2 separate regions of the Homo sapiens genome follow, and region 2 is linked to region 1. The links are chromatin loops, found by intact Hi-C in ENCODE. Cell type or tissue: Panc1. All regions are shown on one strand. Each heading gives the region's core, and the rest is flanking DNA. Links, peaks and the distances in the headings are about the cores only.

Region 1 (16,579 bases), core at 6,428-8,927:
GCAGCTAGTAGATCATTAAATTTCAATAGGGAATAGACTTCATATTTAACATAAACAGTCAAGTCATTTTGGCTGCCTGCATCTTGTGCCACATTTAGAAAACCTTCTGTGTAACCATAGGAACGGTTTTGCTTAAGCACTGTTGCTTGTGTAAATTCAATTCATTCTGAATTAGCTGGAAAAAAAAAGAAAGGGAGGGTTGCTTGATTTGTTTCTGTCCATTGCTTCCCAACTAGTGTCTTAGAAAATGTGAAGAGAAAATGAAAAATAAGTTTTTTTCTTTCCTTTCTTTGGGGGTGGGGTATGGATAAGATTGGGAGGCAGAATCCTTTTCTCCTAACAACACTGGCATCATGGAGAATGGAAAGAGTGGTTGTCTATAGCTCAAAATCTTTGCTGCCTAGTTAGGCATTTTTATCATTTGAAAAATATTTTCTATGCTTATCATTTTCTTAATGTTCCTTAATATGCGTGATTTTAGAAACACACTCTTCCTGCATATAATTTTATACATGGCGTACAATCCCAGTAGAGATTTATTTATGGTAAGGAACTCTTCTTTTTGTTCTAGGAGATTTTAGGAGTTATCAGCCACACACACCATATAGTGAGTTAGATTAATCACATGCTTTTCCTTTTAGCACCTAGTTTAAAGCCGCTAATTGGTAGGAGATTGAGAGAAGAGGACACTTTGCCATATGAGGCATTGAGGAAAGAGCAGGTTTGGGTGGGCTGCCTGGGACAGAGCCGGGGGAGTGTACAGTGCAGCAAAGGGAGGTGGAAGGTACTGGTTTTTCGGAGAAACAAGGGAGAGCTCTCCTCTGTGTCCTTCTCCTGTCTGGAAATTTCTTCCAACATCATTAACCCATTGACATTCTTATCTTCAAGGTTTGGTTCAAATGTTATTGGCTCCAAGATTTCACTAGCTCCTACCTCTCAATAATAATTACTAATTCCTTTTTTAACCTGCGGTGCATTACAGATGTGTCTCTGTAAATTGTATATTGTTCTTCCTTATATTGCAACTGGTTGTTTAACTGTTCATCTCCCACACCAGAATGGAAGCTACGTGTGAATAGGAAAGGTTTCTTTTTCTTTTTTCAACTGCCCAGAGTCTGTTTTAGACTAGATAATGGAGGTACAAACTGAAAGGCAGCAATGATGCTAAGGGCAGGCATAGCCTGTTTCATAATATTAGGGGTGGGAGTTAGTGCTACAGGGGAACATTACGGAGGTTTGGAGGAAGAGAAGGGAAAGACAAAAAAGAGGAACGTTACTGAATTCATTAAACATACCAGTCACTGTAACATCGATCCTAAGAGGACACCTATGATAGCCTGAAAAATGCCCTCACCAATATGTATGTATTTGAATCCCTGGAATCTGTAAACGTTACCTTGCTTGGAAAAAGAGTCTTTGTGAATGTGCCTAAGTTAAGGATCTTGAGATGATGAGATAATTCTTGATTATCATCTGAGTGGGTCCTAAATGTTATTACAAATGTCCATATAAAAGGAAGACAGAGAGATTTCACAGGCAGAAAGGAGAAGGCAATGTAAAGACAGAAGCAGAGGTTAGAGGGAGGTGACCACAATCCAAGGATCGCCTGCAGCCGCAATAAGCTGGAAGAGTCAAGAAACGATCCTACCCCAAAGTCTCTGGAGGCTGTGTAGTCCTGTTAACATCTTGATTACAGCCTAGTGATACTGACTTCGGACTTCTGGCCTCCAGAACTGAGAGCATAAATTTCTGGGTTTTTTTAAGGTTGCAAGTTTGTAGTAATTTGTTACAGCAGCCACAGGAAACTACCACAACATCTAACATAGCCCCATTTATTAAGGAAGAAAAAAATGGAAGTTAAGAAAGAGTCAGCAAATTAGCCAAGTTCACATAGATAATTACTGGCAGAGGTGGGAATCAAATCCAAGTCTGAAAAACTTCAAAGTTGCTTAAAGCTGCTTAGTTTTTCTCATCCAGCATAAACAGGGGTTGGGGGAGGGGGGAACAAATCCCTCTTTAAGCCAAATTCTGTTTTGTTGTACCAATGTTGGCACTGTTCTGTGGGCTGAGACACTATAACTGGATTGTCTCCTGCAGCAAAATAAGAATAGAAATTTCAATTAGTTGACTGAGTAACTTAAGTAGACCTGTAGGCCTCTCTCATGATTACACCCCAAAGTAGGAAACTGCATAAATAACCTTTAAAAAAAAACATTTTAATTGTAGATATCCAACCAATGACCTTGCCAATTCTGCTTCCCCCATTTTGTAGTTCTTTATAAATGTCAAGTGAGAAATGACTAATTTTCTTTCAGCTTCTTAAAGCATGACTTGTCCATCTATTAAGCATTCACCAATAGTACATAGTACTGAGACCATAGTATATGCCAGGACATGTTTTATATGCTTTTATTTTTTATTTTTGTGGGTACATAGTAGGTGTATATATTTATGGGGTATATGAGATGTTTTAATTCAGACATGCAATGTGAAATAAGCATATCGTTGAGAATGGGGTATCCATCCCTCAAGCATTTATCCTTTGAATTACAAATAATCCAATTACACTCTTTGAGTTATTTTAAAATGTAAAATTAAGGTATCATTGATTATAGTCACCGTGTTGTGCTATCAAATAGTAGGACTTATTCCTTCTTTGTATTTTTTGTACCTATTAACCATCCCCACTTCCCCCAAAGCCTCCCAACACCCTTCCCAGCCCCTGGTAAACATCCTTCTACTCCCTATGTCATTAAGTTTAGTTGTTGTGATTTTTAGATCCCACAAATAAATGAGAACATGCAATGTTTGTCTTTCTATTCCTGGCTTATTTTATGTAACATAATGATCTCTAGCTCCATCCATGTTGTTGCAAATGACAGGATCTCATTCTTTTTTATGGCTGAATAGTACTCCATTGTGTGTATGTACCATATACATATTTTACTTAAACCCAAACATTCCTGCACTTCTTGGATTTACACTTTAGTAGGGAATTTTAAAAAGCAAAAGAAAACAATAAAAAACAAGAAATATTTAAGATATTTAGCATTATATTTTGAAAAAAAATGCTAAGGAGAAAAATAAAGCCAAGGGAGATGAGAAATTGTAGACGTAAAGATAGAGGGTGGTTGTGTAAAGCATCCAAGGAAGGTCTCTGTGAGAGAAGGGCTTGAAGGAGGTGAGAGAATGAGCCACAGGACATTTGGGGAAAACACAGTCCAGGCAGATGAATGAGAGAACTTGACGATGCAGAGAAGAGAAAAGTGGAGCAGAAGACATGAGATCAGAAAGGTAATTGGAGGTCAGTCTATGTAAAGGACCTTGGAAGGCCAATGGGGGGACTTTGGATTTTATCCTGAGTGAGATGGAAAGCCACTAAAGGGTTTTAAGCTGACATAATCTGGTTTACCTTTAAAAAGATGACTCAGGGGATCTGGTAAAGAATAGTAGGATATTCGGAAGTTCATAATTGTACATGGTTAGAGAAAAAAAGGCAAATTATTCTCTTTCCTCTTTATCTTGAAGTTGTCTCACCACTGAGTCTCAGAGACACTGATGATTCCATGTACTACACTCTACCTTACTTTTGCCCTTTTTGATATTCATAATGAAGCTCAAAACACAAATTACTTACTTTACTTTTGCCCTTTTTGATTTTTATAATGAAACACAAAATGAAATACATTTTTGATTTTTATAATAAAACACAAATGACCTACACAGTTAAATGTCTTGCTGCAATATTGCATATCTTTATCTGAGGAGAAGCAAAACAGAAAGAAAATTAATTTTTTTAGCCTTTTCTGAATGCCCTAAATTTTATATAACCTGAGCCAACAAGAACAGCTTTGATTTTGCTTTCTTTAATGTTCTGAGAATCCTTTAAAAAGTATAAATACAGTGTTCACTCTATCTTTCTACTTCACCAAGGACCCTTACACCAAATAAATTTGTAGCTTACAATTTCCCTTAGGTATAAATATGTGTAAATCCAGAGTTTCATTGAGTATTAGTATTATTATTTGGGGAGGTTTTTTTTTGGTAGAGATAGGGTCTCACCATCTTGCTCAGGCTGGTCTCAGACTCCTGGCCTCAAGTGATCCTCCCACCTCAGCCTCTCAAAGCAGTGGGACTGCAGAGAACCACCAACTGTTAGTATCATTTTAATACATGATATGAACTCTCCACAAATGGAAAGTGAAATGGGGAACAAAGAAGAACAGAAGAAAGGCCAAGAGTGTTGAGGAGCAGGGAATGGGAGAGGAAGGGCAGGTGCATACCAAGATTCCAAAGTGCTGTATTTTATGTCACTTATCTATGTGGTTTATGTTCCATAATGCTTTCATCTCTACCTGCTAGCAGCTTCATCAGTGGTAGACATTGTACCCAGCAATTGTTAACCAATCTCCTGGATGTCTATCATCTACAATTTCTCCAGCTTTAGTGATGAAAACATCTCAGAAGATTTGGAAATCTAGTTTGGAGATATATTTGAAAATCAGGATGACAATTTTAAACTATCTTGGGACTTTTGGATTATACCGAGTAGCTCTCATATTGGAACTTCAAACCATTCAGACTAGATTTTATCCCTTCTTCTTCTTCTCAATAAGGCAAACTACTACAAGTACCATTTTTAGGACAGTGCTTTTTACTTAAGAGAAGAACATGACAAGTTGCTTCATGCATAGATAAACACAATAAAAAAGGATTGTTCAAACTCAGTTTAACAGCGTTCCTGTAACCCAAGTCAGTTTGATATTGCATGTGAGAAGGAATTTCTGGCTCTTTTATCTTTCATCTGTGTCAGATTTTGCAACTTCAGAAATGCTTTTGTAAATGAAGATTCCAAAATGCCCTTACAGTAAAAGATGATTTTTCTTTGTTTTTTTTTTTCATTTTTACTGAGTAGAAATTTTTTAATAATCTATTGTTGGCTCATATTTTAATATCCCATTTTCTGCCTGCATATGAAAGAAAATATTTACATGTTGGAAATTTTGCATCGCCACTTTTTTTCAATTTTTCTCTGACAGCACAGCTAGCGTTGTTTCCTTCCATAGTGCCTTCATTTATCATGAATACTTGCTGTGTTTACTCTAAGAAACCAGGAAACAAACTGAAAGAACAAATCAAAAAGGAAATAGGAGTTGATTTTAGTAAACAATCCTAAGCTGTATTAGTACCTAATAACAATAGCACTGGGATTCCCCAGTGGATTTGTGTGTACGTGTGTGTGTGTGTGTGTGTGTGTGTGTGCGTGTGTTTAGACCCTATGAAATAGAGTTGGTTTGCAAGTAACAGAAAGATTGTCAAGGTATCAAAACTGTGCGCTTCAGCTTGTGAAACAGACTCCAAATTTGGAAATATAATTTTATGCTTTTTGACTCTTAAATTGTATTTTCATGGACATGAGGGTTTTGATATGAATAAAACATCAAACACATGAAACTTAAAAAAAGGGATGTGAGGAGAGAGTCTTTTATTATTACGTTAGTTGAAATGCCTTGTGATAACAGTGAGAAAAACAGCAAAATGTTCAGTATTTTGCTAAATATCTGGCGCACTGTAAATAATGCAGCATTCATGAAGGTTAACAGCACAGTCTTTAGGGGAATATCGCTTGGGTCCGAATCCCAGCTTTCCAACTCACTAGCTTTGTGACTTTGAGCAAATCATTTAACCTGGCTAAATTTTAGTTTCATTATCTGTGAGATGGAAACAATAATACTTACTTCAAGGAGTTATTAAGACAATTAAATGAGTAATGAGTCATTGAGGCAAGGAAATGGGTAAAGATATATAAGAAGCTTAGGATAGTGCTTTGGCACACAATTAGCACTCTCTAAACAAAAACTACTGCTTTTCTTAGATATAAGAAAATATAGATAAAGTTGTGTCTTCTTTGATGTTAAGAGTTATGGTCTTACAAAATTAATCAATGGAGAAAAGATGGTCTTTTCAGCAAATGGTACTGGAACAAGTAGACATCAACAGCAACAAAACAAACAACAATAACAAAAACAAATAAAAGAAAACACCTTGACCTAAGCCTCACACTTTATTACAAAAAATAACTCAAAATGAATTATGGAATTAAATGTAAAATGTTAAACTGTAAAACTTTTAGGAAAAAATTTGCAGGATCTAAGCATAGACAAAAGAATTCATAGACTTGAACCATAAAAGAAAAAAATTGGGCCAGGTGTAGTGGCTCATGCTTGTAATTCCAGCACTTTGGGAGGCTGAGACGGGTGGATCGCTTGAGGCCAGGAGTTCGAGACCAGGCTGGCCAATATGGCAAAACCCCGTCTCTACTAAAAATACAAAATTAGCCAGACATGGTGGCACACACCTGTAATCCCAGCTACTTGGGAGGCTGAAACATGAGAATCACTTGAATGCGGGAGGTGGAGGCTTCCGTGAGCCGAGATTATGCCACTGCACTCCCGCCTGTGAGACAGAGTAAGACTCTGTCTCAAAACGACAACAATAATAACAAAATAGAAAGAAAGAAAAAAAAATGATCACTTTAATCTCAATAAAGTTTCAAACCATTTGAATTCTGAAAAGCTCTTGAGAGGAAGAAAGCAGCCAGGTGCAGAGGCTTATGCCTGTAATTCCAGGATTTGGGCATCAGGAGGTCGAACCATGGAGTTTGAGATCAGCTTGGGCAACAGGGTGAGACCCGGTCTCTACAAAATATTTTTTTAAAAATTAGCTGGATGTGGTGTTAAATGCCTGTAGTTCCGGCTACTTGGGAGGCTGAGGTGGGAGGATTGCTTGAATTCACAAGGTTGAGAAGTTGAGACTGCAGTTAACCTCGATCCATAATTGCACCACTGCACTCCAGCCTAGGCGACAGAGCAACAGAGCAAGAAAAAAAAAAAATGAAAAGACAAGTTACCCACTGGGAGAAAATATTTTGAAATTACATACCTGAAAGAGGATTAGTAACTAGAATACATAAAGAACTCTCAAAACTCAACAGTTAAAAAACAACAACAATAAATATTCCAATTAGAAAATGGCCAGAAGACACATACAAACATTTAGCCAAAGGGACTAGAGAGATGGTATTCACATAAGCTGAAATTAGGTTCAATCTCATTAATCATCAGGGAAATGCAAAGTAACAGCCCACTATATACCTATCAGAATAGCTAAATTAAAAAAGAGTGACAGCAGCAAATGCTGGTGTATAGAAATGCAGAGAAACAGGATCACTCATATATGGCTGTGGGGGTGGGGGAGGATGTAAAATGGTACAGCCACTCTGGAAAACAGTTTGAAAGTTTTCTACTAAATGTGAAAATTCCGTATAACTCAACGGTTGCAATCCCAGACATTTAACCCAAACAAATGAAAACTTATTTTCACATAAAAACCTGTACATGAAAGTTTCTAACAGTTTTTTTCATAGTAACCAAGAACTGTAAACAACTCAGATTTCTTTCAATGAGTGAATGGTTAAACTGCAGTACATCCATACTAAAGAATACTACTCAGCAATAAAAATGAATAAACATTGGTATACACATCAACTTTGATGAATCTCCAGGGAATTATATTGAGTAAAAAATAAAAATAAAAACCAATACTGAAAGGTCACATACTGTATGATTCCATTTATAAGACACTTTTGAAATCACAAAACTTTAGAAATGAAGAACAAGTTAGTTGTTGCCAAGGGTCAGGAACAGGTAAGGAGGAATAAGGTCAGTATGACTATAAGGGTGCGAGAGGGACCGCCTGGTGGTGAGGAAACTGTTTTGTGTCTTGACTGTATCAACATCAAGATCCTGGTTGAGATATTGTAGTACAGTTTTGCAAAACGTTACCATTGGGAGTTATTGTGTAAAGTGTGGTACCTCTCTGCATTGTTTCCTACAACTGCATGTCAGTATAGTTATTTCATAACAAAAATGTTAATTTTAAGAAGATTTAGGGGGCTGAAAGATTTCTTTTAAAAAATCGTGGCTGGGCGCAGTGGCTCACACCTGTAATCCCAGCACTTTGGGAGGCCAAGGTGGGCGGATCACCTGAGGTCAGGAGTTCGAGACCAGCCTCAACATGGAGAAACCCCATCTCTACAAAATTAGCCAGGCATGGTGGTGCATGCCTGTAATCCCAGCTACTCGGGAGGCTGAGGCAGGAGAATTGCTTGAACCTGGGAGGCAGAGGTTGCGGGGAGGCAGAGGTTGCGGTGAGCCAAGATCATGCCATTGCACTCCAGCCTCAGCAACAAGAGTGAAATTCCGTCTCAAAAAAACAAAACAAAACAAAACAAAAAACTTCAACTCTACCTATCAGAACTGCAACTAGACCCATTCCAACAGAAAATATAGTCAATTTTTCAAGACTTTTCCCTTCAACCATTGGGCATTCTCTCCTCATCAAGAAAGTCTTCCTTATTCTAATCTAAGTTGCTTATGCTTTATCAGCTTATTTTTTCTGAATCCAGTCAGAGAGAAATTGTCACCATCTTCAGAATATCCTTCCTCCTATAGGAAATTATGTTTTAAAACAGAAATGACTTAATTATTACTTTTTAACTGATATTTTATGAGGTGAATCTCTGATTCATCTGCTCAACTGATAGCACTTCATAGCCTTTAGTTTCCTTGGTCCTAGAAGAAGAAAACAGATGAATCAAAAGCCTAGGTAACTACTTTTAGCTTTTCCTCTTTTAATGAAAGGTGTTGAGTCACCTTTTCTTTGCCAATATTTCTGCATTCTTACTAGGACTTTGGTGGTGGGCAATATTTTGGTACTAATTGTATTGATGGGACATTTTTTATTTTGGAGAACATTCACTGTTAAGCAAGTATATGCCTTAACTTTTTGATTTCCTTCCAAAACACTTTTTTTCCTAAGGTTTTATGAGTCAATTGCCATTTCAAAAGGGAAATGACCAGGCCTAGAGCCATCCTTAAAAGTAAGACTGCATTCTTATTAAGTGGGATATGGTTGCACTGTCAGTTCCTGGGGTGTGTGAAACTCAGGGGCCAGCTGGCTGAGGAGCTCATCTTGACTGTCTGTATTTAACGAGTTACATCATGCTTCCTTCTTGGGAGGAAGCTGGCACAGCTATTCTCAAGAAGGCAAACATTAATCTCCTATCACCCATTTGGGTCCTAATAAAATTCACTTAACTGATCCTTGAAGCCATGTGCCATTCTCTAAAACACAATCAACTTTTCCCATTAGAGGGAAACTGATTTGGGTGCTTTTATTACGGAAAAAAAGCACAAGCCATTTATGTGCAAAAGCTTTTTTCTGTTTGTCTGTTATTTGCCTTCTACTTTTCTTTTTTAAAAACAACACAACCGTAATAAAAAATATTCTGCCCTGTTTTCTTACATTTATTGATGATGGTTGGTTATAATACAGTGCAGGAATGGCCTGAGGTGCAGCATCATAATGGGCAGACAGCATCACAATAACAAGCTGTGATCGGGGCCAAGATGGCCAACTAGAAGCAGTGGTGGTCAGAGGCTCCCACTGAAAAGAACTAAAACAGCTTGCGAATCCTGCACCAGCAACTAAGGTATCCAGGTTCTGTCATCAGGACTGACTAGGCAGCTGGTGAGACCCACTAAGAGAAAGGAAGAGCAGTGTGGTGTGGCGGCCCACCTGAGAGCCACAAGGGGCAGGGGATCCCCCATCCCCCAGCTAAGGGAGGTGTTAAGCAAGCATGCTACCCATCCTAGGTAACCGTGCTTTTTCCATGGAACTGTGCAACCCATGAATTGGAAGTCATCATCCTCAGCAAACTAATGCAGGAACAGAAAACCAAACATCCTATGTTCTCACTCATAAGTGGGAATTGAACATTGAGAATACATGGACACAGGGAGGGGAACAACACAAACGGAGGCCTGTCAGGGGGTGGGGGTACGAGGGGAGTAGAGCATCAGGACAAACAACTAATGCATGCGGGGCTTAAAACCTAGATGATGGGTAGAGAGGAGCAGCAAACCGGTATGACACACATATACCTATGTAACAAACCTGCATGTTCTGCACATGTATCCCAGGACTTAAAGTAAAATAATAAAAAATAACATAAAATAAAAATTAAAAATTAAAGTTGTGACCTAGCATGAAATAATTGTTGTGATTTCAAGTGGCTGTTTTTTAAGGCAGGAGATAGTTTATTGTTTTCCTTAGGCTATGAGCTAAAAATGGAACTGGGGGCTGATTTATAAAGATATAGAAGTCTAGCCTAGGAAATGCATCTTTTAATATCTATAACCAAAGAATAGCATTTTCTCTATGTCATCAGCATGACCTTAATTTAGCATGGCCATTCAGTGGTTGCCTCTAATTCCCACAATCTGGATGCAAGAAATAACAAAGTGTGTTTGGTTTTCAGCATCAGCAGGATGCTGATTAGGATCTATCTTGAAAACTAAGTGAAACAATAAATGAGTGTGGAAGTGCTTTGTAAACTGTCAAGTGTTATCCATATAAAAATTGCTTTTGTGATAAGCCAAACAAAATAAATACTAAATATATAAGGGAGCAAAATTCTACGTTTTCTCTAATGGAAAATAAGTCTTTGAAAACACAGACTTCTGCCATTATGTTCATTTGTGTAATTTTCCTCTCCTGAAAACCATGTCTTCTAATCCCTCTCCAACTTAATGTTGTTCAATGTACAAATGATGTTCGTTGAATGACTGCTTGAATTAATTCTGGCAAATATGAAGGATGATGCACTGAACAACCATCATCAGCACAATTTGTGCTCTGTGGTACTTCTCCACCCTATTGTGATGAATTGGAACAGAATCATCAGAGTACTCTCACCTGGGAACCATGTGACAAATAATTCAACAGCATAGACACCTGGCCAGGGCTCAAGTTATTTTGTACAAATTGACCAACTGAGTTGGCCTTTGTTCTTTCCTCTCATTTCTTGGGCACTTTAAAATTGCAAACAAAAACACTAAAGTAGATGAAATAGAAGCAGAATATTCTAAATAAGATTGAGTTCAATTCCAGAATCTCTTTTTGGCCTGTCATTACGTTTTGGTAATAAAGCTGTGAGTAAGATATAGACATTGTCCCCTAGAAATCTGTGGAGAAGTGCAGAGAAGAGAATAATATCCATAAAGCATGGTGGGGACAGCATGGGAAAAAATGCTTAATATTTACTTTGGTGGGAGTGTAGTTCTGGAAGAGTTTACTTAGGGAAGATGGCATTTATCATGAGCCTGAAGAGATAGGTCAAATGTGAGAGGCAAAGATGATAGTCATTTACCACTGAAGAATGTTCATCCCCTATTCTCTTCTTTTCCATACGGGAGCAGAAGGGATTCAACAAGATGAGTCTTAGAATTCTCTGAATTCTAGAACAGGCATGTTATATTGATACAAGATATTAAAGCATTACCCAGAGAGATCCTACAAACAAATTTTAGGTTTCTTTTGCCCAATTATATTTTGAAGCAAAGCAAATATACTGTGGTAAAAGCATGGGATTTAGCATCAGACAAGATTAGGGTTCAAATCCTGGCTCTGCTACTTGAGCAGGTTATTTAACCTTTATAAACCTCAGTTTCTGTTTCATTAATATATGAATTACAGTGGTATTTAACTCATCAGAATTTTGTTAGGATTAAATGGTATAATGCATGGAAGGGGCTTAACCTAATGCTTTGCTCCCAGAAAGCACTTAATAAACATAAGCTATCACCATTACAAGGAATTTCACCCTCAATTACTGTATTTCTCATCACTGCATCCTCCATTGTTCAAGAAAACACAAATTATCTATGCTAAGGTAAATTTTTCATTTTAAAATATGAATTGCAAGGTGGTTTAAATGTATCTGACACCTCTATGAATGGAAACTTGCTGTAAGCTAAGTTGTATATATCGTGCCTCCCTCACTGTCACAGAGAAAGCCCAGTGTGGCTGCTTCTCCCTGTTTCCAGCAAAAATATTGTAGATAGGGTTGATTTATTGGGCCTCACATAGCATGGGCCATCTGGGATTACTGAGGAAATCATCAGCCTTGGGAGGGTCACTGTTTAGACTTGGGCAATCAGTGTAAGCTTGGACTCTGCACAAGAAATGTGGCTCATTATGCAGCTAGGCTATTAACTATCAACTTTCATTTAGAAATATAAATTCTGCTCTCTTGGCTGCCCCGCTGATCTGGTTATAATGTCCTGTGTGTAATGGAAAAGTACAAAGGCAAAAGATGGAAATTTAGACTTACTATAAGAGCAGTTGATGAAAATCCTGATTTCTGCATACAAATGAATTCCTTTTGCCAAACACATGTGTTCCAATTTACCCCATTGCCCCACTTTTAAATATCATGTTTAATTATGTAATGCTCCTGCTATTACTCACGCGATTTTGTTTTCTTATCCAGAAATTTATTCTTACTTGGGGTTTCTCTTATCTTTTTACTTGGTACTCTAATTTATTTTCCTTTTTCTTTTATTTATAGCTTTCCCATTTTAAATGTGTTGTTGCGGGGAGGGCAGCGGAGAGAACACAAAGAACATTTTAAAGGATATTACACTAAGATTTCAGTTGAGCATTAACAAGAAATCATTAAGCTGACCCATCATACGGCGCACACACATACAAATCATTGCCGAAACAAAACAAAACAAAAACTATGTGTCATGCATTGTACCAGGCATCAAGGAAGAAAAGAGAAACACAGTATGCTGCTCATCTTGATAGGATGGTCCTCAGTGACGGCACTTGTGCTTTCCAACCCCTTCCTATGAAAGCATTCTGAGGTTTTGCCTGCCACTTTGATTTTAATGGAAGTTACCCACTACTTTTTTCAGTGGTCAAGGCTTGCTGAGGGCTAATGCCACTAATGTTAACCATTTACTGTTGACCCTCTCCTAGAAAACTAGCAATTAAATGATGCGAATAATATCAGATTTAAGTAAGAGCAAGCAATATTTCCTTATTGTATAAAACTAAACTACCCCATGAGTTTAATAGCATTTATAGCCTCTGATAGAGCTGTGTGGACTTGCAGTGCAGCTTATTTTGTAATTGCTTTTTTTCAGTTTCTATTTCTTTATAAACCATGAGCCCTTCTATAGCCTCAGCTACTTACGCTGGTCTCTTTTTAGTTTGGCTTCTCTTTTTTCTCTTCCAGAACCGTTTTAGCACCCTCATCTGTAGGTTCCATTCCTTAGATTAACCATTCTTAATTCTAGCATGGCTCTGTCTTAAAGTACTCCCTGTGACAACACACTGATACCTAACTATATATGGATATGCCAGAGCCATATCACCTCTTGTTTGAAAAGCAAAGTATTCCTATTGCCCAGAGGCCCCATAGACACCCTATCTCTAAACAATCCCCTCTTTCCAAATTCAAAGAACTCTGACTCTGATTTTGGAAGACTGCCAAGAACTGTAGGAGAAACTCTATGTACTTTTCCAAAGCTACTTTCTATATACAGTTAGCAAAGTGTCCTAAATTTCTCTATGAGTCTCAATCTCATTGCTCTGTCTCCTTTTTAATATTACCCAATCTTATCATACTTCTATTTTTAAATTCACCTAGTAGACCCCTCTAAGGATGTTCTAAGCAAACCCAATCTAATTAAAAACCCAACTTTAAAATGTCTTATTCGAGCTTCCTTAGATCTACACCTTACCCATATGTTTGGGTTTTTGTTTTGTTTTGTTTTGTTAAGAGGTTACTTTATCTTCTGCATAGACCCAACAGATGTTTATATTTGTAGTTGGTGTGCCTATGGAGACGTCTCATCTCTACAGTTTGAATGAAGCCGTGTCAGCAATAATGTACTGGGGTCTATTCGGTCACGCTGATAGCCAGGGAGCAAGGTCATATGAGAGGCCATGAAAGAACTCTCTGTTAAGCTCCCCACTATTAGTCTTACTGTAAACATCACTGGTGACAAAAAGTGTTGTTTGGAAGGTATAAAGCCTAGCATCTTAAAAATCTGAAAGGCTGATGTAATTGTTCTGTTTGATAAGCTGCGGACAAGAAAAGACACGTACCTTAGAAAATAAAAAGATAAAACACTGTCTCTTTGTTTAGCCAAAGTAAGGACAATTTCTTTAAAGCTGATCCAAAACTTGTAACAAAGATGCACCTAAAGATATGTCAGCCTCATTACTTACCCTGGACCTTGTGTGATTTTTACCAATCACAGTATAAAGGATTAGGTAAACCAGCTGCAGTCCCTTGGATGTACTGCTAGTAATCTTACCTCTTATAACAGTCTCTTTATAGAAAAGACACTCAAAACATCATGGGAACTGGGATGATGCATAAGAGTATTTTTACTCACTTTCCATAAACAACTAATGATGGAAAATCCCTTCTCTGGCCTTATAGTCTCCTTCCTAGGTCTGTTCCTAAATAGTCCATCTGCTCCCTATGACCCACAGCTTTCTTGACTCGGCCCTGTATTACTTCCTGTGGTATTATTACATTTTCCTTTTTGCTGCCATATTACCTTTAAAATAGATTCCAGAAATGCCCTCAGAATCTTACGAATCAAATTGGCTTGAAGTGGAGAAGGGACCTTGGAGGAATCTTTAGTTCCTTCCGAAAGATAGCTAGGTAGGTAGACAGATAGAGAGAGAGAGAGAGAGAGAGAGAGAGAGAGAGAGAGATGATAGCTAGATAATAGATATAGACAGACACTCAAAATTATTCTTATTTTCATAATTTCTACTGATTAAGTCTAGTTCTGTTATCTAAGAAACCCCAATGGTGGCTGTAATGTTGAAAGGCAAATAAAAGTTAAAAGAAGTCATTCTTTAAAAAACAAAAAAATAATGCCCCCCATGTAATCAATAGTTCAATGTTTGTTATAAAAATTGACAATAACAACAATAAATAAAGTCAAAATCTCAATATTGACCCTCAACATGGTTCAATGTCAAATGTGCTCATTTACCAAGCTCTCTTATCTGATGGGCTCTCTCATTGGACATAAAAACCTTTTATGTAGCATTAAATATACAGAGGATTATGTAATTCTTCCATTTCATATGTGCCACCAACCCTCTTATTATTATGCTATTTTCTTCTCCAAGGAACAGCTACTCCTAATTACATTTAGTGTTTCTGAAGGACACTTTGTGTAATATGATGGTTATTCAGCATCTGTTTCTCAAGCAAGATGGGAAAGATGATCTGCTATCTCTAAAATTGTCTATTGTACTCCTATTAATGTGTTTTCTGCTTTGTGCATCAATTTCTGAAAGACTTTCAATGCGTTTTACCTGATACCTTAATTGTAGCACAAAATGTTATGGGAAAATGCTATGGCTATGAATTAACCATTTACTGCCCAGCATTTACAAAATAGTATATACAGCTAGGTAAGACATACTTTGAAATTGTCTTCAAAGCAATGCGATGGATCTGGATTTTTAACACTCCCCTCCCCTACATACTTACAAAAGAAGTTATAAATATAATAAACATTAGTTGTTTTGGCAGTGGTCATTGATTAAAGAGGGATTAAGTGATAAAAATTTCTCCCCTTCATTAATGAGTACTGCAATACATTTTCTGCAGCCTCAGCCAGTCTCACATGTTCTTTCCCAGAGTAGGGTTACAACATCAGAGAAAATATTAAAAACATTACAGTGAGATGAGTAAGTATTCTAAGAAACTGGCTTTGTGTACATTGCCTGAGCTCTCTACCCATCAAAGTGACCAGCAACTCTCATTACGATTAAAGGAATAAGAAAGAGCAAGATCCTTTCTAAATTAAATAGTTTAATGCCATATTTCATAAACTACAGTCTACAAATCACTTGCATTAAAAAAAACTTAAGTGTTTATAGAAAATTCAGATTCTTGGACATCATCATAAATCTAGTGAATACTAATTTCTGTTGGGTAGTCTCCTGGAACCTGCATTTTTAGTAGGCTTCTAAGGTAAGTTATAAACATAACTAAAGTTTATTCATTTATTTATTTTTATTTTTTTGAGACAGAGTCTCTTTCTGTCACCCAGGCTGGAGTGCAGTGGCGCGATCTTGGCTCACTGCAACCTCCGCCACCCGAGTTTAAGCGATTCTCCTGTCTCAGCCTCCCAAGTAGCTGGGACTACAGGTGCCCACCACCATGCCCGGCTAATTTTTGTATTTTTAGTAGAGACGAGGTTTCACTATATTGGTCAGGCTTGTCTCGAATTCCTGACCTCAGGTGATCCACCGGCTTTGACCTCCCAACGGACTGGGATTACAGGCGTGAGCCACCACGCCCACCCTCATAACTAAAATTTAGAATCACTCTATGTGTGTGGCCAGTGTACAACTTTTACAGGACAAGATTTACTGATGAAGGCTGGGCTTAGTATTTAGTTAATAGCACTAATAGGTATGAATAGGTAATAATATTTGCAAATAGTGTTAATTAAAAGATTATCGGATGCAGCTAGAGGAAGAAAAGTGATTATGCAAAGTGCTTCTCAAACTTTACAATGCATACAGATCAGCTGGGAACCTTATTAAAATGAAGATCCTGATTCAGTAGTTCCTGGGTGTGACTTGAGAGTCTGCATTTCTAATAAGTTCCCAGGGAATGCTGGAG
Region 2 (16,579 bases), core at 9,337-11,836, 590 kb after region 1:
TTTTTTTTTGAGTCTCACTCTGTCGCCCAGGCTGGAGTGCAGTGGCACAATCTCAGCTCACTGCAACCTCCGCCTCCCGGGTTCAAAAGAGTCCCCTGCCTCAGTCTCCCGAGTAGCTGGGACTACAGGCACGCACCACCACGCCTGGCTAATTTTTTCTATTTTTAGTAGAGATGGGATTTCACCATGTTGGCCAGGATGGTCTTGATCCCCTGACCTCGTGATCTGCCCACCTTGGCCTCCCAAAGTGCTGGGATTACATATTCCTCCAATTTTTAAGCTCACAAGGAACTCAAGGGGCATTCAGATCAACTCATATATCACGCAATGGCACACCTGATAGGCACTGAGCAGGAAGCTTCCCATGAACTACCACACAGAAAGCCAGTGCTCTGTAATCCTAATTCAATATAACACTGACTGAGCACCTACAATGTACAGATAGAGGGCCAAATATTGAGCACAGAAGGATGAAGAAGATGCAATTCTGGTCTGTAGGAAGCTCATATAAAAGTATGTAAGTCCACACTATTTTATTGATTTTAGTAGAAACGGGTTTTCACCATGTTGGCCAGGATGGTCTCGATCTTTTGCCCTCGTGATCTGCCCGCCTCAGCCTCCCAAAGTGCTGGAATTACAGGAGTGAGCCACTGCACCCGGCCGAAGTATTCCATTTCTTGAGGCAGAAAAGACTTCTCTGTGGTGACATTAGATATGAGCCTTCTAAGAGGTGTGTATTATGATGGCAGGAGAAAGAGGAGAATGGAGTCCTAAGCGGGAGCAACTGTGTATTAACACAAACATGGAAGGATTCTACATACGCTGTTAGTAAGGAAAAATCACCAGGCAGAGCTGGAGCTGAGATTATAATCAAGGGTCTTCAGTGGAGCAGCAGAGCCAGGTGGAGTAGTGTTAGAAGACTACTACTAACATGAGTAGTGTTAGTACTACTAACATGAGTAGTGAGGAATAACATGATAAGGAATTTGAAGACAAGTGGGGAACCATGGAAAAACTTGAACATAGCAATGAGATTATTTGATCTCTGATTTAAGATGAAAATCTGGCAGTAAAGGGAAGAATGGGTGGCGAGTTAAAGGAGCCAAAATGCCCCTTAGCTATTCAAAGAGGATGATAATGTAATAATGCCAGCCTGAATTCAGGTAATGGTAACGCACAAGAAGAAAAGAAGAATTCACCAGCCACAATGGCCAAAGATCAGCCAGGGTTAGTAAATTAAAGATAATTACAATTTCTGACTTTAGTGGCTGGCAGATAGTAGTATCACAAAATAGGACAGGGACAAGACCAAAAGCAATCAGGAATAAGTGCTACTTAAATCAGAAAAATACTCAAAATGCTGAACACATGCTGGTGTAGTCTCAAACAAAACTGGGTGATGGCATTTTCTATAATGACTGTGTAGTCTGCCATGGCGGGTGGCCCAAGGAAGTGATAACAGGGGCAGAGGATCTCTAGGTCACGTGTTCAAAGTCATAATTCTCAGGTGTCTAAAACTTGTTCATATATCTGACAGCTGTTCAATGACTGATGTGAAAAGAATCAGAGGTTTTAGTTTAGGGTCTAGCAAAACAGATGTTCCCCTTTATAACTGACACCTTTGTTATGATAGAGGAGAGTTTTTTGAAAGAAATTAAATCAGTTCTAGTCCTTAGATTGCCTGCTGAGATGTTTTTGGACTAGTCAGAGTCTGTTTTTTCTTTTTGTTGTTGTCGTTGTTGTTGTTGTTTTTGTGTTTCCCAAGAGCATCCCACTATGGCATAACGATTTGTTTGAAATGTTTAAATTTTTTAAAAATCAAAGGTAGGAGTTGTCTAAGAGTGATAAGGCAGTCATTTAATATAGCTCTTTCCGCTGCTTCTATCTTTCTTTATTCTTTTGCAGTCGCTTGCAAAAGGTTATCTGCCACATTACAGGTCTGTGTTCATTTCTTTATCAGCATATGATCTATAAGAAAACATTCAGCCTGGAGCGGTGGCTCTTTTTCCCTTTGAAAATAGTGCAGTGGCACCACGGGGTTGTTTTTTGTTTTTTGTTTTTTCGTTTGTCTTGTTTTGTTTTGTTTTGAGATGGAGTCTCTGTCACCCATGCTGGAGTGCAGTGGTGCCATCTCGGCTCACTGCAACCAACCTCCATCTCCTGGGCTCAACCAATTCTCCTGTCTCAGCCTCCCAGCACCTGCCACCAGGCCCAGCTAATTTTTGTGTTTTTAGTAGAGTCAGGGCTTCACCATGTTGGCCAAGCTGGTATCGAACTCCTGACCTCAGGTGATCCACCCACCTCGGCCTCCCAAAGTGCTGGGATTACAGGCGTGAGTCACTGTGCCTGGCCGGTTTTTGAATTATCTAATACTTTAAAATATGTTTCCTCCCTTTTAAACCCAAAGTTCTAAGTGGGAGGATATGTGTCCTGGGCATTAAGTGGGAGATGCAGATAGTTCCTGAAGACCTCCACAGCAGTAGACTTCTTGGGCTACAGGGGAGCCCACTTTCTCCAGGGACCATATTTGTTTAACTTGTCCCTGCATGTGGACTGCCCTGTGGCAAACCACTGTAAAAGAATGAAGTCTCCTAAGAATTGTGCTTGAGTTTGTACATTCCTTGGTGTCGGCTAAAGCCACAGGAACTTTGGCAGTATTTTGAAGTTACACCCGTTCCCTATTGCAATGCAGGTCTGTGAAATAATGCCTTAGCTCTGCCAAAAACCACAGTGATTATCAACAGTGTAAATAATCAAGTAAAAGCACTTTTCCACAGCCCAGTGACTAGATTGTCAAGAATGCAAAAAGTAGTAGCAAAAATTGATTGCCATTTGCAAAGATAATTTCTATCTGAATTATATTACTGTATTGCAACAGCGATGCATAATGTGTGTCCAGCATCTTTGTAATAAACATTTTAGGTTTAATTTAGAAATCTCTGAGTCATTAGAAAAGTTCTTTCTCATTATGATGAAGGGGCCATGGTGAACTCAGCACTATTACAGTCTAAAGAGGGAAAAGAAACAGACAAGCAAGCTACACGTGTGAGAAGCAGAATTGCTCCTAGCTGAAACAATAGGAAAAAGTTCAAAATATAGATAGCTGCCTATTATTGAATAATTAATATAAGTATGGCTGTTTTACATTATCAAGCAGCCTGAGTATTTTCAATATTCCAATACAATGTGATATGGTCATTGATTTGTTGTTGTTTTAAACTCTTCATTTCTGCGAGGAAAAGAAGACTTCACATCTAGCAAACAAGGTCAAATAGATCAACTAAACTAGACCTTTCCGCCCCTCACAGATACCCCTTGTGCTGCTGCTTCAATTATTCCTGACATTGGTATTCAATAACTCAGGCTGGCAAGATGGTTTTAGAGCTCCACCCCAACCCTACACTGCTGGAAAATCTTATTTAAATTGAATTTTTCACTCTTCATCTCTTCGTTTCAGAACCAGGAAGATGTCTGCTGAAAAGCATCAGGCTGGCTGGCATGGTGGCTCAAGCTTGTAATCTCAGCACTTTAGGAGGCCGAGGTGGGCAGATCGCTGGAGGTCAGGAGTTCGAGACCAGCCTGGCCAACATAATGAAACCCCATCTCTACTAAAAATACATAAATTAGCCAGGCATGGTGGCCCATGCCTGTAATCCCAGCTACTCAGGAGGCTGAGGCAGGAGAATCGCTTGAACCCGGGAGGTGGAGGTTGCAGTGAGCCAAAATTGCGCCACTGCACTCCAGCCTGGGTGGCAGAGCGAGACTCTGTCACAAAAACAAAAACAAAAACAAACAAAAAAAAAGAAAAGCATCAGGCCTTACTGGAAATTAATGCAACGGAAACATAATTCTCTTGAGCCTTGGGCCTTCTCTCGAGATTAGTAGGTGTGACTCAGTGGTTCAAAACCAGGCTGTTTATATGAGTGGCCTAAGGGGCTTTTTAAAAATACTGATCGCTAAGCACAGCCTTCTCCAGGGACCATTTAATTAAAAATCTGACGAGGGTGGGGGCCAGGCATCAGTCTGTCTATAAGCCCACCTCCCCGCCCCACTACCCAGTGAGTCTAATGTCCAACCCAATCAGTTTCATGTTCTAGCATGCCTGTGAGGAGAGAGAATTTTGTGAATGTTTGCTTAGGAATGTTTGCACCTGTTTACCCTAAGAGCCAGTGTGCTCAAACTTAGATGTCCATTGGAGACACCTGGAAGATTTTAAGATCAATGATATTTGGGTCTTACCCTGGAGAGATTCTGAATTTCTGTGAGTGGACAATCACCCCCAGGTGATTCCAATGTGTAGCCAAGTTTAAGAAACACTGTTCTCGAGCTATGAAATCCATGAGGGCTGCGCTTATTCACTTACTTCAAAGCCTGAGGAAGTGCATTACGAGTATTTACAAGATAGGACTCAGTGTAGCCAGTAAACGGCCCACTAAAAAAAAAAACAAAAAACAAAAAAAAAAAAAACAGGATTCCCTCCTGTGTCAGAACTATCAGATGCTGATGACTAGACTGTGCAGAAATAAGCACATAAATGAGTGTCTATTTTGAGTAATAAGATGAGTAGTATCCATAGAAACAACTGACGAATAATCATCGTAGCTAATTAGATAAGTGATTTCCAAAACCTATTTGAATGATAACTAACGTAATAAACTTCAAACTTCATATTCAGCGACATATTTTTCCCTGCTCCTCTTAATGGTCTGTCAAGAGTTGGCAATCGCGTCAATAGAAGTCATGTTTTTAATCCTCAACGATGTTGATTTACCCTCTCAGAAAGAATTACTGAGTGAAGACTGAAGTAGCATTCAGCCATGAGCATAGGTTTTGGAGTCAAACAGAGCAGGATCTGAGCCCCTTGCTCTGCTGTTTGTTAAGCAGTCAGCCTCGGGAACATGGCTGAACCACCCTGCTCTGTGTTCTCCTCAGTACAAAGGAGGTGATACTATCTATTCCATGGCACTGCTATAAGGATTAAAGACAATTTCCCTCTTAAAATGCTTTGCACAGAGCTATTACTAGAAAAATCACAGTATTGTTAAAATCATTTCCTAAATTTGGGGGCTGTTGGGAGTTAACATGATAACAGAACTAAATTACTCTGGGCCAGGCACGGTGGCTCACGCCTGTAATCCCAGCACTTTGGGAGGCCGAGGCAGGTGGATTACCTGAGGTCAGGAGTTCGAGACCAGCCTGGTCAACATGGAGAAACCCCATCTCTACTAAAAATACAAAATTAGCCTGGTGTGGTGGCGCATGCCTGTAATCCCAGCTACTCGGGAGGCTGAGACAGGAGAATCACTTGAACTTGGGAGGCAGAGGCTACAGTAAGCTGAGATTGCACCACTGCACTCCAGCCTGGGTAATGGAGCAAGACTCCATCTCAAAAAAAAAAAAAAAAAACAACTAAATCACTCTGTAAAAGATGACCATGTATAGAGGTCACACAACTCTTTATTGCCATCTCGCCAGAAAACACAGTAATGCAATAATTGGGTTTAGCCACTCTATTTTTCAACACATCTTGGGTTGTGTTTTGTTGTCATTGTTGTTGTCGTCGTCGTCGTTTTTTTGGCCAATGAACAAGATATTTGGTGGTTATCCCTGGTGCTATTACCCTTCCTGGGCCACACTGATTCCCTTCAACTATGCCTCAGAGTAAGGATGTCTGGATTATTGTTAATATTTCTTCATTTCTCTCTCTTCTGTTTCTGCCTCAGTGCAGCTCCCAAATCCATATCTCCCAAATAAGTTTTGAAGCTTAATAGAAACAGAGGACACTGTCATCCATCTTGTTTGCACAGCTAACCAAATATGCCTGTGTGATGTGCTCAGACCCCTCTGTTCCTCTGCCTGCTCCCCGGAGTCAGCGTTCTAGAGCTTGGAAAAGTCCAAAGTTCACTGCTGTGGCTCCCTCGTTTTATATGAGGATGCATCATAGCAACGACCTCAGCAGAAATGTTCTAATTGACAACGTGCTGTTGCACGCTCGAGGTACCTCTCGGGAGTTCTGTGAGGCAGATATCATTATAGATGAGGAAACAGAAGCCCAGAAAACATGGGACCTTCCTGCAGTCACACAGCTGGCAGAGCTGGGATGAGAACCAAGGCCTGCTAATCCCTAGCTGAGTGTTCTGTTCATGAGGCAAGCTTGCTGCTTTCCAGTTTTTCTCAGACTCTCTGTCTTTAGCGCCACAATCCTGAAAGTGTCATCCATTTATGGCACGGGGTGAAGCAATGTTAACTTTTCCCTGTGACACTTTATATCGGATAAATGTTTTACGGCCAAATGCACGACTGACAGCATTCAGCCATCCAGCTAGGTCTCACACTGCTAAGCAAAATAAAGTGGTCCTAGGAGGTCCCCAAAGCTGCTCCACAACACTGACGCTGCAAATTATATTACACAGGCATTCTGTGAGATGCCCATGGAAGAGCCAGCCCCATTGCTCTGATCTCTCAAAGCCTGATGTGCTTGACCTTTGAGCTGGGGAGCCCCGTGCAGCAGTGCCTGTGCCTGGGAGCAGCACATGTGGGACACTGGGCTTAGAATGGAAAACAGGAGGAAAAGATGACGCTCTTAGGAGCAACCATTTGCCTTGGGATAGATACATCAAAAAGAAGCAATTACAGCCAGTTAGAGTCTACCAAGGGCAGAAAGATATGACCATTAGTGAAGAGAAACTGTTTAATTTCCTGTTACCTCTACCACCATAAGAGGGATGCTACAGAAAAATAGAAACATATGAACTCTCTACAGATATCATTGGCATACTAGTAAGAGCATCCAGCAATAATAAGCCCCCAAAATATCAGTTGTTCATGGAAACTATAAAATCATGAGAGAATCTCTGGATTGGCAAGAGTAGAGTATCATTAGATTATTGATGTTATTGTTATCCTTAAAGACTGTGTAAGTCAGTTCCTTCTCTAATGCAGGAATTGCCATAACAATATTCCCACCAAGAGATAACATAGTCAAAGAGACCCCATAATGTAGTTTCCCAAAGTGCAGTACATATCGCCTGGTATTGCAAGTATTTTAGAAAATACAGGGATCAAACCTTTTACATTTTTTCTAGCTTTTTTTACTGTACATATTAGAAAAAACACAACGAGTACATTAAACTCATGATTTCACATCAATTATTGTTTAGGATTAGGGTAATTTTTTTAACTGGAAAAAAATAAATTGACTTAAAAATATGTAATATTATTATATTAAATAATATATATAATAATATTGTAATATATTAATAATATTATAATATTAAATATTATGTAGCATTTAGATGGTGCATGGCTTTGGTGAAGGTAGTGAACACTAAAATGACTAAACTGGGGGAAACATTCGTGTTCTGGTTACAGACATTATGGGCTTTGGAAGTAGAGTGACTTGACTTTGAATCCTGGATCTGCTCTCCCATAATTTGGTGAGATTTAAGTCAGTTTCCCATCTATAAAATGAGGACAATGACACCAACCTCAAAGGATATTAGCAAAGATTCAATTAAATGAGATACCGTAGGTGAACGGCCCAGCATATGTGCTGAGTGACTATCATTATTATTATAACTGCCTAGATAGACTCCATGGATGAAATAAACCGAGTCCTATCAAGAAAAGAGAGTTTATGTAATTTAGAGAAGCACCACAATTAGACACTAAACTAGGGCAGTCAATCCTGCCTATCGTTGGCTTGTTATCCTGCCTCATCTCCAGGACTATCACAAACTTCCCTAGGGTTTACAGCCTGCTCACAGCTACCCTAGAGTTGGTCAGCTGGTGGACGCCATGGCTGTCACACAGAGATGATAAAGCCCTCCAGATGTAGGTGCTGATGCTCTGTAAAGTTGTCTTCCTGAACAGCACGTTTGTATTCCAAGCACACAGCTGACAGCTCTGCCCCATTGCTAAGCCAGAATGGGGGCAGCCTGCAACCTGACCACAATGGGAAACTTGAGATGTCTCAGTCATAGCTTCCTTGCCTTGCCTTGCCCTTCAAATACTGCAATCCTGTGGGGATTTCTTCAACGATCTTGTGCTGGCCGAGGACTGCGATGAATTGAAGCAGCCATTGCCTCCCCAAGAGAAAGCTTCTAAACGTCAAGCTCAGGATTGTCATCCAGCCACAAGGCTCAGCTGCAAGGCTGATGTCTCAGAGACGCAACAAAGGGCATTCAATGTCACCGGGCAGATTCAGGGGTCATACTTATTATCATTCTTTTTTCTCATGAACATCACATGTACTCAATAAAGAAAATGTAAAAGGTACAAAAAACGATTTAAAAAAATAAACTTTTCCAAATGCCAAAGCCCAACAAAAACTTACATTTTGATGTTTCCTTCCAGACTTTTCCTATTAAATGTTTTTTTACAGTTGCAATTGCACTATTTATACATTTAACATCATGTTAGGATTGCCTCATATCATTAGGTTTTCAAAATGTTTTTCGTAATGATGAGATCATTGTGTCTTATAATATATTAATACTATAATGTGCTTGACCAATCCCCTATTAATAAATGTTTAAATTTTCATGTTTATATTATGATAAATAATTCCGAAATAAATATCTTCGTGTATATATCTTTTTAACATGTCAAATTATTTCTAAGTGTGGAATTACTGGATTAAATCGTATCAATGTTTTGAGTTTCTTGATATATACCATTAAATTGCTTCCCAGTAAGATTATATTACTTTACAGTCCTACAACAATCTTATGAAATTGCCATCTCACCAAATTCTTGCCATAGATTTATCCTTTTAAAATTCTTTGCTAATTTAACAGAGAGAAAATGATGTCTGCATCATTTTTCTCTGCATTTCTCTATTGCTTTCCATTTTTTTACATGCCTTTTGCCATTTGTTTTTCCCTCTTCTGTGAACATTCTGATCATGCCCTTTGCCCCTTTATCTTTTGAGGGCTTTCTTTTTTTTTTTTTTTTGGGGGGGGCTAAGATCTATAATTAAAATCATTCTCACTTCACTTTCTCTCAAATCTATTGTAACTAATTTTTCTCCCACTGAAAGAACAATACATGGTATTGTCTTTTGTGTCGGGGTTAAAAATGGTTCCTTTGTCATTTTATTCCTTTGTGTAATTGGAATATAAAAACTTTTCTTTATGCAATGCAACCTGACACTTAAACTTGTTTAGGAAAATATATAATGGGTTATGCTTATTTTAAATTGCCTTGTGTTTATTACTGTTCGGGAATGTTTTACTTCATGAATTTTAATTTCATAGACTAGACAAATTTTGGTTTAAAGTACAAGATTACGGTTTTTATGGAGATATTAAAATAAGAACAGAAACATGGTCAGTTGATTTACTTTCAAAGATTATATCTCTGCATTAGCTTCCTCCATAAACAATGCCTGAGATGACCCAGAACAAAATACGTTAAACTTACCTTAGGTTTAATGAAACAGAAACTAACCACCACAATGTTTATGAAAGAAACATCTACATACAGGTGACCCAGATAAAACTCTCCTTCTCCAGGGAGGCTTCTTGAATCCCCCAGGCAGAATTCCTCTCTTTCCCCCCAGAATACCCACAACTTACTGTCTGTGCCCCAGTGATGTTAACCATTAAAATCTACCTCATGACCAGGTGCAGTGGCTCATCCCTGTAATCGCAGCACTTTGGGAGGCCGAGATGGGTGGATCGCCTAAGGTCAGGAGTTCGAGACCAGCCTGGCCAACATGGTGAAACTCCATCTCTGCTAAAAATGCAAAAATCAGCCAGGCATGGTGCCGCCCACCTGTAATCCCAGCTACTCTGGAGGCTGAGGCACGAGAATCGCCTGAACCCAGGAGGCGAAGGTCGTAGCGAACCATGATCGCGCCACTGCACTCCAGCCTGGGTGACAGAGCGAGACAATGTCTTAAAAAAAAAAAAAAAAACTACCTTAAACTGGCAATGTGCATAGCTGTCTCCCTCCATCAAGGTGATTCACTTCCTGAGGGCAGGAACAATGTTTTCCTCATCTGTGTATCCATATGTGACACCAATAGGGAGCTTTAGATGTAGTAGATGCTCAGTAAACAGAGGTTGAGGTGAACTTTGAGAATTTGAGAAGGGGCCTATGTGAAACAGTGAAACCACCATAGGCTGTGGAGCCAGGAGTCAGCTTGGAATCTGCCTCTGACACTTGGCAGCCATGAGACTCCAAGCCAGTTAATTTAGCCTCCTGAGCAGCTTTGTCTTCTAATATGGGAATAACAATGCCTATCAAGCAGGCCCTGAGGGTTGGCTACCCTAATACCCATTTCCAATCCATTTCATCCTTGCCTCCCTCAACTATAAAGAGTAGGAAGCTAAATCCCCAATTTCCCAGCTTCTCTTCCGCTGGGAAATTTATGGGCCATAGCTCTTGCCAATGAGACAAAAACAGAAACAGTTGAGGGGTTCTGGGAAGGCTTTGTTCACACACTCTAGGTAAAGTGAAATGTCAGCACAATGCCTAGAGGTACAGCACCCACTTTGCAACCATGAGGTCAAAACACGAAGACAATCATCAAACAGTGAAGGAAGATGGAGTGAAAGCTACAGTCTGGGGCCTGTAGGGGCATCACCGAGAATGAATTCGACAGCTGCCTCCCTCTGGCTTCTTCATATCTGGGAGAAATTACCCATATTTGTTTAAGCCACTGTGAGTGGGATATTTCTATAATTTATCCCAAATACATTGCTAAGTGGCACCTCTACGTTATAGGATTACTGTAAACACTATACGTAAGTAATTTATGTCAAGTGTTTAGCACAGAACCTAATGCATCATAAGCATTTGAAAGGAGGTAGCTTCTAACAGCACAAGACAGAGGGCGGCATTGTTGGTGGACAGCAAGGGGTTCTGGAGCATGGGGCGGGTGAGAATTTCAAACAAGACACTGGAGCTAGCAGCAGGGAATGGAAAAAGAAGGACTTTATAAGCCACATTAAGGACAGGAATATGTCCTGAGGGCAACAGAAGGGAGTGAGTTGAGGAGAGAGAATGAGACTGGATGTGCTTGATGATCTCATTCTCTGAGCTTCTGGAAATGAAATCCCCTTTAGCATCCATCCACACCCTACCCCCACCCCACAGGGCTAGAGACTTTGCAAGAACGCATGAGGTCTCATGTAAACTGTTCCCAACCCAGTCTTCTTTAAAAAATTGTTTTTCATTTCAGGCTTCTCTTAAGAGTCTACTCTGACCTTAATGTATCAGTATGCCACTGTCTAGCGCTCTAGGGCTGGGTGCACACCCCCAAAAACCACCCCCTCTGTGGCTGGGTCCTCAATATTGCTCCCAAGTGCTAAAGACCTGTCTCTACTTCTTCCGGGTATCTGCCTTCGGTGTCCTCATTAATCAACAGCCCAGAGCTTTCATAGACAGTGGCCTCTTGGGACCTTAGCTAACAAAATATGGGGCCAACTTGTCTTCTCCCCCTTCCAGATCTACTTTCTGAGTTTACATATCCCTAGAATAACGTTCCCATACGTGAAACGAAGGATGCTAATTCTCTGGGATATTAGCAAGTACCTCATAACACAAAATCAAATCATGGTCAAATGAGTTGGTAAAATATGAGGTCAAACAGAGTTAAACAGATTTTTTTCCTACATGACTTGTCAGAGCTTCTATAATATTGTTGCATATATGTGAATATATAGAGAGATATATATAGTGCAGCGTTTCCCATACTTGTTTGTCTGCAAGTCTCTCAGTCCAAGAATATCTCAGGGGCTAGTGCTCCATGGGACATATTTGGGGAAATCCTGTCTTAGAAAAGCAGACTTCTGAATTCCCGCCTATAGTGGGACACCCCTCCCCCACCCCTAAATATTCTCTCCACTCTACAGATTTTCCCACATTCCTAGTCACAGACGGGCCCTTATTTTTCTTCTCACACACACCCCCACCACCACCAGCCTCAAACCTAGATTCCAGCCCTACTGGTTTTTTGCCACTTCGTGAATAAGTCATGGTCCTCCCACCCCCAGGCCTTTGCACAAGTGATGCTCCCTACTTGGAAAGTCCTTCCACCTCTACTCCACCAGGGAAGCTCTTGTTCCCATTTCAAGACCTGACTTGAATAGCATACCCACTGTGAAATTCTCCCCAGTTATTCAGGGCCAAGTTAATTACTCCCACCTCTATAGTTCAAGAGAACTTCGCAATTACTCCTGCTGCAGCATTTATTACATTGGTTATACCACAGGCTCATCTTCCTTTCTGAGCAAGCTATTAATCCCCCAAGTAGTGTTTTTCCATTAGTCTGCTCCATGTAATCAGCAGATCATGAGTAAGCATAAGTTTTATGAATGAATGAACAAACAACTACATGGAAGTCCACAGGGACTTGCTTCTCTACATCTTTATCAAGGGTGTTATGGATTAAGGTCAGACTCATTACCACTGCAGATAACAAGGTCCTACTACAAGCCCAAGAAACAGGATCAGATGCCAAACTCCTGCAGCCCTCAATTACTTTGTTGTTTAAAGTGGAAAAAATAAATAAATTTATATTAATGGCTAACAAAGTAGAAGAAAGCAATTCTAGTTTTCATATTAAACTGTAACATCAATAGTCGATCAGTATTTCACTGATAAGGATTACCTTGTCTCTGGTCACTCTCTATAGTCTGTCTTCCAAAAAGGAATGGGTCTCCTGCAAATATCCATGGAAACCAGCCACTGCTAAGTATGCAAGGCATTCAATTCCAGTTAGTTGCAAGACTTGGCCCCCAGCCTCACCCACACCAATTACACCAGGGAAGGGACAAATGCTTCCCCAGCCATGAACACTGTGGTGGTGAATCATGCCATAAGCTCACTGTATCACACCAACCACAACCTCAAGGTTGGACCCCAGCCCCCTAATGCTGCCAAGAAAGGCACTAATGCTTCTGCAATCACAAACACTTGGCTGACAGGATAGGCATGGAGGCAAGATCCTGCCAGATCATTTTGCTATCAAATCCCAGCCCTTAGAGATGGATACAGTGGTTCATGCCTGTAATGCCAGTGTTTTGGGAGGCTGAGGCAGGAAGATTGCTTGAGGCCAGGAGTTCAAGAAGACCAGCCTGGGCAACACAGTAAGACCCAATCTCTACAAAAAAAGAAAAAATTAAATATTAGCTAGGCATGGTGGTATGCACCTATAGTCCCAGCTACTTGGGAAGATGAGGTGGGAGAATTTCTTAAACCCAGGAGGTCAAGGCTGCAGTGAGTTATGATTGTACCGCTGCACTCTAGCCTGGGCAACAGAGTGAGGCCCTCCCTGTCTCAAAAAAGTAAGAAGAAATAAAATAAAATCCCAGCCCCTGATCTTGCTAGAAGATGGGCTGCTGCTCCCAGAATCTAGTTCTCCCCGCAGAGATGGATTCCCAACCCTGCTAGATGGAAGCGTGCTGCCCTGGAATACTATGGGTAATAAGGGGCCAGACACCTGCTACGGCACCTGGCAATGATCTCTCTGGCCATTTGCCCTGACATAGCCAACAAAATGTGCCAACAATTTATTGTGTATTTGGTGAGGAGTAAAATTGGGTTTGTTTGGTTGGTTGTTCCCCTCTCTTCTTTGGTGAGAGAAGTGCCAGGTACACTAAGGAACTGGTAGCCAACAAAAGTGTGAAAGCTGGTGTAGGGGCAATACCACCCAAACAGCTACTGCCACCTTAAGAGCTGGGAACCGCATTCACCATCTCCACTTCACACTCAATTTATTCATGCTAGCATTCACTGTCATTCACAACCACCAGCACAGCACATCACAACAGAGCAGAGCTGGACTAGACTCTCCCCAAGAAACTCAGGAGCTCTCTGAGTGTATAACAGGGAAGGAGTTGCAGAAGGCCAATTGGACTTCTAGACTTTGTACTCCTACTGACAAATAGAGGAGCTGATCTTTTACGCTCTCAATCACTCTGGCAGTTAATTTGCACCTCAGACTATGAAGTTGGACTCTGAATGTCACATATTGAATCCCCAGGCAATATGATATTGTGGAGGGAATGAAGGTAGCAAAATAATAATAATAACAGTTATTTATTCAGCACCTACTATGTTCCAGGTCCTGTACTTAGCATTACTAAATGTTTTTTATTTTATCCCAAAATAGCACTTGGATATTTCTCTTCCATTCTGTGAATGGAGAAATTGAAGCTCAAAGAAGTTAAGTTACTAGCTCAAAGTAAAAACAGCAGTGAGTGACCGGGTGCAGTGGCTCACGTCTGTAATCCCACCACTTTGGGAGGCCAAGGTGGGCAGATCACGAGGTCAGGAGATCAAGACCATCCTGGCCAACTTGGTGAAACCCCGTATCTACTAAAAATACAAAAAAAATTAGCTGGGCATGGTGGCGCACACCTGTAGTCCCAGCTACTTGTGAGGCTGAGGCAGGAGAATTACTTGAACCCTGGTTGTGGAGGTTGCAGTGAGCTGAGATGGCGCCACTGCACTCCAGCCTGGGCGACACAGACAGACTCTGTCGCAAAAATAAATAAATAAATAAATAAATAAATAAATAAATAAATAAATAAATAAAACACAGCAGTGAGTTAAAACGCACACCTCTCTGAATCCAAAATTCTTGAGTCTCCCTAAAATTGTGACTGCTAGTATTAAAATAGTCACACTCAACTTACTAGAATATGAGTTTGGGGGAGTTTTGCCACAAAATTCAAATAACTAAATACCAGGGGCAAAGCCTGAACTTTATCACTTTCCAATTGACTTTTCACATGAGAGATTGTTGTACATCATTTCCATGCATTGGATTTACATGAATCTGTGAACCAAACTGCCTCCTTAAGCGTCTTTTTCAGGATGATAATTTAATCGATGTAATCTTTATCTTTTTCCTTGTTGAAATCCAAATGATAGTGCACATCTAAATATGAACAGCAGACGTTAAGGAAGGGAACCAGGAAGAGCAACAGCAAAGTCAACCAGAGATCTAAAAATGGGAAAAACTGGTCTTCACAAACATGTAAAATATGTAATTAGAAATGCACTAAAACTTCTACTCTGAGATAGAGAAAATATCTCCGCCGATGTTAATTTGGTTGATGACTCATATTGAAATAACATCTGTTTACAACTCAGTGTTCTTGTCCATGCTGTATTCTTTGCATCTTTCTTTAATTCAAGTCATTCTTAACACATCCTTCAACACATAAGGTATCACTTCCCAGGTTTCTAGGGTGGACTACTTCCATGTTTCTGTCACCACCATGACTGATGAGGTTTCTCGCCCTTCCTCTAACTGTGAGTTCCTTGAGGGCAGGGTCTTTGCTGTATCTTTCTTTCCCAGCATGCAACTAATACATAATGAAAAGCTGGATTACCCACATTGAATTTTTTTCATCTTTATAAATTAGTACTCAGACAAATGAAATTTAAAATTGGAACTCAAGATCATGAATGGTTCATATTAATGTTTTAATCTACAGAAGGCTGTGCAGTTGCAGGTAGCGATACCCAGCTACAAAACACCAGAAGGGCCTAACTCAAAACTGTGGAAATTACAGCCACTTACATGGAACCAACTACATCTTAAATTCCTGCCCAACAGAAAGTTGATTCTGTTACCTTTCTGTATGTCATGAAACAAAAATTTTTAAGTCCCAGAAATTTCTCAAATTATGTCAGTGGCTTAGTGTCATTCAGCACATGTGGAGCACACTCCCTCCTTAGTTATAAATGGTCCTAAATAATTCCAACCTCACCATTTTCTAAATGGTCTTCCTCTTTCCAGATTCTCCTGAAATGTGTTTTTAAGATCTGGGGCTTTCTCCTAGAGCTGTGTGACCTTAAGTAACCATTTAGCATCACTGACTCTCAGCTCTCTCTGTTTGAACATCTATAAACTCTGCTTTCATGTGAGAACACACAGAACTCAAGCGCATGCCAAGACAGAGGTTGGCAGGACTTGTGCTGGGCTGATCCAGGCAGTAGCAATCCGGGTTTGGAGATTCCAAATATGAGTCCTGTAGACCAGAGAATATTTCATTCTTGAATAACAAGTTAAGTCCTTACGGGGTGGTTGAAAATCTTATACATCAAATGTGAGCCAATCGTACAAGATCCAATTTCCTATGAAGAAAAATTGGTAGAGTGGTAAATATAAGGAAGATCAGATCCTATTCTAAATCTTACTTGAGTTGTGGAGAGCACTAACAACTGTGGGTAAACGTAGAAAGCAGAAGGGAGACCACGCACAAGGAAATTACTCCCAGAACCTTGGGGAGCAAGGAAATGTGCCAGGATCCTTTCCGAAGTCTTGTTTTGCTGAGTCAATATTAGCTACATCTGAGAATGTCCTAGAAGAGTTTTTTTCCCATTAGTTCCATTTATTTCCCCAACGTTACAGAAGAATGTCAAAACACAGGCAATTATTCCAAGGTCTGAAAGTCTCAAGTAACAGATCTTACTGCCACATCCATTCTCCTGAAACATGAATTTCATAATGCCATTCCCTTTTCCAGGACTTACGGTGTCTCCCTCCTACTCTCACATCAATCAATCAATCAGTTCATACTACTCAGCATCCTGTTCAGTGCATAGCCCTCTGCTA

The links. Hi-C counts contacts between places; a loop is a spot of excess contacts. Peaks named below come from ENCODE experiments on the same cell type or tissue, not always from the same donor. Only the 100,000 strongest peaks of a DNase experiment are listed, where the experiment ranks them.
Region 2: a loop joins it to region 1, with 2.4 times the contacts of the local background. A loop is called at or near these places in 1 of 110 quality-filtered maps.

What each region holds. Positions count from the first base shown.
Region 1 is chr3:178,056,100-178,072,678 of GRCh38, reverse strand. LOC105374234 (a long non-coding RNA gene) reads right to left here. Exons shown (of 3, transcript XR_001741026.1): 3 at 6,831-6,857. Among named protein-coding and RNA genes, the nearest start is that of LINC02015, 250 kb to the right of the region's middle. In Panc1, for the core only: no CTCF peak of the experiment used is centred there; no DNase peak of the experiment used is centred there.
Region 2 is chr3:177,464,764-177,481,342 of GRCh38, reverse strand. All of the region lies in intron 1 of LINC00578 (long intergenic non-protein coding RNA 578), which reads right to left. Among named protein-coding and RNA genes, the nearest start is that of LINC00578, 31 kb to the right of the region's middle. In Panc1, for the core only: a CTCF peak has its summit at 10,732; no DNase peak of the experiment used is centred there; H3K27ac peaks cover 2,259 bases.